Linked DNA regions of Homo sapiens: region 2 is linked to region 1. A link is a loop called in an ENCODE intact Hi-C map of the cell type or tissue named here. Cell type or tissue: sigmoid colon. All regions are shown on one strand.

Region 1 (2,500 bases):
TGTCTACTCTGTGCTCACATCCCTGACTCTATTTCAGGGCCATTTGGCACCGTATGCCCACACCATCCTGTTGGAAGGAGCCCAAGGGAAAGACCACTGTGGCTAAGGGCACAAAAGCTAGTCCGTGCCAAGAACCTTCACAGCACTCTGGCTTCACAGGACATGACTTGACCCAAGCAGACAGGCTCTCTCCCCTCGGAGAACATAGCCGAGAAAAGAGCCACTTGCCCAGGACCCACGGAGACATTCCCCGGACTTACAGAAATAACTTCCCCAAAGCTAGAAGGGACGCCACTTCACATGTGTGCCCTCCTCCCAACCGAAAATTGAATCACAGCCCAGGACACGGTCTCCAGCGTGACCTTGAAATGCTTCCTTGCACATTCGTGACCTTTTTGGCAGGTTTAAATGGTTATAAGGGAAATATTTTTGTAATTTCCATTAAAGGGTTTAAGTTGAGTAGTATAATTCAGCCTTAAATATTTCACCATCATTAAAAAGAATTCTCATTTTGTACACCAAAGGGAGCTGCTCTAAGCTTGCCTTGAAACTGTCAGCTGAGTTAGGCAGAATTTTGAGCTTGTAAATGCAACTATGGAGAAAGAGTAGAAACTCATTTGGGGAGGAGAGGAGTGGGGGGAGAAGAAGGCTGATTCCAGGAAAGGAAAACAACTCAGCTGGGAGAAAGTGTGGCCTTTCAGAGGAGGCATATGACTCCATCCTACACCTAAATCACACACATCCTACATCCTAAATCACAAATCCATCGCAAAAACAAAGTGTGGTTTGAAATATATGGAGGAGCTGGGTGTCCACCAGATGTCTCATTTGGCTAAAAGAAGAGCCTCTGGAAAGGTCTTAGCTAGTTTTAATAACAAGTTCACGCTAAGAAGATGGCCACGGCTAGGAGAGGAACTGACACTGCTGATATAAGGCTGAGCAACACAAGATCTAATGAGTGCAGTGGAAATGACGGAACTTGGAAGACAGCCACCTTGGCATCCATCATAGCCAGGAAGGGAACTGTGCAAGGCCAGTGACACAGCTGATCTAAGCTGAGGAACTGTGACTTGAACAAATGTCACCAAAGAGCAATAGACCCTACTGAGCAAGGGAGCTTCAGGTTTTTTAAATGTTGACCAGGACCAGGTGAAGCACTATAGAAAACTATCCTTTTTTCTTTCTTTCTTTCTTTTTTTTTTGAGACAGGGTCCTGCTCTGTCACCCAGGCTGGAGTACAGTGACATGATCACAGCTCACTGCAACCTCCACCACCTGGGCTCCAGTGATCCTCCCACCTCAGCCTCCTGAATAGCTAGGACCACAGGTGTGTGCCACCACATCTTGCTAGTTTTTATATTTTTGGTAGAGACAAAGTTTCACCATGTTGCGCAGGTTGGTCTCGAACTCCGGAGGTCAAGCAATTCACCTGTTGGCCTCCCAAAGTGTTGGGATTACAGGCTTAAGCCACTATACCCCACCAAAAACCATCATTTATGTTGACATTGGTCAGTTAATCAATGCTCTGTGGTCATAATTTTCCCACAGCTGTTCATGACTGCATGAAATATAATCCAGGTCAGACTGTAAACCCTTCACCCTAACAATATCATAAGGTTTGGGGACCCTCCTGAGGATGTCCCCCAGATTCGGTGTTCTGCTCATCTGCTCCTCCAACCTCCCTATCAGGAAAGGCTTATCATGTGCACAGCATGCCCTGTTGGAGGGGGACAATTTCTCGTTCCTAGTGACTGCCTTACACAACTCTTTAATAATAAGAAGATCTTAAATATTTCAGAAAGCATGCAAAACTGTCTATATCCATTCCCTTTCCATTTCAGATGTGTTTATTTTGTACCTTCTTTCACCTTCGTCTTCTCCATCTCCTTCAGTGTTGGACGGAATGGTCCCCCTTTGCCAGTTACTTCACTATTCTGTAATGCAACACAACTTCATTCGTTTAATTCATTGCCACAAACATTTTTTTTGAGTGCCAACTATGTGTCTGGCGTTGAGCTAGAATCTGAACGTACAGGAATACATAAGGCAGAGGTCCCCGTTCTCAATAAACTTGTAGGACAGAGAAACTCTCCATGTGCTTAGGTGGGCTGTTGTCAGAGAGGTGGGTTTCTGAACCTCAAATGCCATTTGGCCTCCTTGAAAAATGCCCTGTTGTGGAAAGACTCTGAAACAGTCCCCATGATCCCAGCTTCCTGGTGTTGGCACCTTCCTGTGGTGCCCTCTGCTTGGGTGTGGGCAAGACCTGTCACTTGCTTCCAACTAACAGAATATGGCAAAGGTGATGGGATGTCAGTCTGTGACTACGCAACATTATATAAGGCTCTGTCTCAGCAGACCAGATCCCCAGCCAGTACACTGCCTCTTTCCATTGCCGGACATGCTTTTCGCCAGGGAAGTAAGCAACTCCACACGCAGAGGTCAAATGTCACCTCTCAATGAACCCTGTTCTGACCACCCTGATCTCGCACTCTCCCGATCT
Region 2 (2,500 bases), 240 kb after region 1:
CGGAGCGGGAGGATGCGCACGGGCCCCGCGTCGTAGACAATGAAGCCGCGGGCGCCGCCGCCTGCCCTGGGCCCTGCGCACCGCGGCCGCACCTGCCGGCGAGAGCGCTCTAGCGCCTGACCGGCCGCCTCGCTTGGCCCCGCCGGCCCATGGCTCGGCGCCCCGGGCCCGGACCCCGGCACTCGGGCGGCGCGGCGCACGGGCCGGCGGGTGCCAGGGGCGCCGTCCCCGCAGCCTGAGTGCGGCCCTCGCGGTCAGCGGGGGGCGTGGGCCACACTCCCGGCCCGCCTGCCCTCCCCGCTTGGCCCGGCGCCCTCCCGGCCCGCGGGCTCGCTGGATGCGGCGGGGCCCCAGCGCGCGGGCGACATGTACTTGTTGGACGGCAGTGGCGAGCCCGCGTCGCCACCCGCGGACGCGATGCCGCGCGGGACGCCCCCCAGAAAGACTGTCTACCGCATCTCCGTGACCATGGTCAGGAAGGAGCAGCTGGCCGCGCCGGGCTCCGGCGGCCCGGACCCACGCCCGGTTCGGCGGCCCCGGCCCGCGCGCTCCCCGGACGCGCCCGGGAGGCTTGAGGAGGAGGCCGAGGAGGCGGAGGGCGCCGAGGAACCGGAGGGTCCCCGGCCGCGCGCTTGGGATTTCCGCACCTTCCGCACCCGCAGCACCGGGCAGCTGGAACTGGGGCGGCTCCGGCCGTGCGCACGCGGCCTGGAACCCGCGGACCTGGCCGGCAGCGCCCCGGCCGAGGAGGAGGGACGCGGCTCGCCCGCGTCCGGCAGCCCCGACGTGGAGGGGGCCCGGGCCGCGCCCCTGCGGCGGAGCCTGAGCTTCAGGCACTGGAGCGGGCCTGAGGCGCCGCAAGGCCGGACACTGGGCGGCGGAAGGCGCCACAGCAGCTCCGGGAGCCTGGCCTGGGCGCCGTGCGACGAGGCCGCGGCCGGGACCACCCTGGAGCCCGCGACCGCCACGCAGCCCGCCTCGGAGAAGCGCAACACCCTGGACGTGGGCGAGGTGCTCAGCAAGAACGACGCGCTCTCGGACCTGGAGCGTTGGGAACGCAGTAAGAGCAAGAACCGCACGCTGGACAACAGCGACCTGCAGCGGCTGGAGCGCGCGCGGGCGGCGGCCGGGGCCGGCGCGGCCTCGGAGCACCGGCTGCTGCGCTTCTTCAGCGGCATCTTCGCGCGCAGGGACGGGGGCCCGGGCGGCGGGCCCTCGCCACGGAGCGGAGCCTCGCGGCCACGCGGCTACTTCAGCCTGCGGCGGGCCCCGGCCGAAGCGCACTCGTCCAGCGCCGAGAGCATCGACGGCTCCCCGCGCAGAGGTGGGCAGCGTGGCCGGGGGTCCCGGGACGGGAAGGGGCGTGGTGGGGACTTGCCGGTTCCGCAGCGGCTATGGGACCCGCCCTCCCGGGTCGGGAGCCTGCACGTGGCCTCGAGGGATGCGAACTCGGGTACTGCGGTTTTCCCCAGCAGGGCGCAGCGGTCCTGGGTTTTCTGGCTGCCCCTGCGCCTGGCTGTGCGTGCTGGTGCCCCTCGGAGTCCACCACCTTCATCAAGGAGAGCTTGACCCGGGAGAGGTCGCCTTGCCAGCCGGCGCCGACCTCCTTCGCGTGCTCGCTGGGTCTTCTGCGGGAGCGGGCCCTGAGCTGGCTGCCCGCGACACCTGTGGGGCCGCCCCAGGGAGCCGAGGCTCGCCGGTCGCCGCCGCACAGGTGCGGCTGCCTGGATGGGAGAAGCCGGCATTCATCCTGGCGCCCCTCCCTGCCTCGAGTCGTCTCCCTGTTAGTGCTACCATCTGTCAGTGTTGTGATGTGGACTCAGCTGACTCCGTGGCCCTCGGTATTGAGCTGGCTGTAAGGACACCTCACTACAGTGGTGGGGCCTGGGGTGGGACGGAGGCCCCTCTCTCCACAGCTTTCCTGCCAGGTGGCATCTTAATGAGGAGAGCGAGTCTGGGACTGGATTCTGTTTCCTCATAATGTAGGCTAGCAAAAGGGCAGGAAAACCGCAGCCCTGCAGCCTGTTCTGAAACCTCAGGTCTGTGTTCCCTTAAGTCCTCAGACAGGGACTTTGCATGGAGGGATCTCCAGCCAGATATGTTATTCTCTGCAGGAATCAGTTAACCTTTTGGTAGCATTTCGGGGTCAGAGCCTCCAGAAACCTCAAAACACAGACTCCATCAACTGCGCATCACCCTGAGGGGGATTCTGGGGGTGGAAGTGGTGCTAGATTGCTACACCTTATTCTCCTGGGAGGGGGTTGTATGCCTGAAGATATTGTGGCCACAGACAAGAGGCCATGCATTTTTACCACCAAAAAAAAAAATATTATTCATCCTCTTATCTGAATTCTTTAACTTGGCTGGTACAGATAAAGGTAGTTGGAGAGTGGGCTTTTGATTTGCAGTTCAGACTGCTGTGTAACCCACCTCTGGAGAGGGTATTCATCCCAAGTGGACTTAACAGGTCAGCTGACTGCCCCTAGGGTTTATGTTAAAA

The links. A loop is a pair of places that touch in the nucleus more often than their neighbours do. Peaks named below come from ENCODE experiments on the same cell type or tissue, not always from the same donor. Only the 100,000 strongest peaks of a DNase experiment are listed, where the experiment ranks them.
Region 2: it touches region 1 in a loop (3-fold over the local background); 3 of 110 quality-filtered maps call a loop at or near these places.

What each region holds. Positions count from the first base shown.
Region 1 is chr2:235,433,155-235,435,654 of GRCh38, forward strand. No RefSeq gene overlaps it. Among named protein-coding and RNA genes, the nearest start is that of AGAP1, 60 kb to the right of the region's middle. In sigmoid colon, no CTCF peak of the experiment used is centred here; a DNase peak (open chromatin) is centred at 957.
Region 2 is chr2:235,669,734-235,672,233 of GRCh38, forward strand. All of the region lies in intron 1 of AGAP1 (ArfGAP with GTPase domain, ankyrin repeat and PH domain 1), which reads left to right. Among named protein-coding and RNA genes, the nearest start is that of TNRC17, 150 kb to the left of the region's middle. In sigmoid colon, a CTCF peak has its summit at 1,103; DNase peaks (open chromatin) are centred at 1,068 and 1,678; H3K4me3 peaks cover 2,500 bases.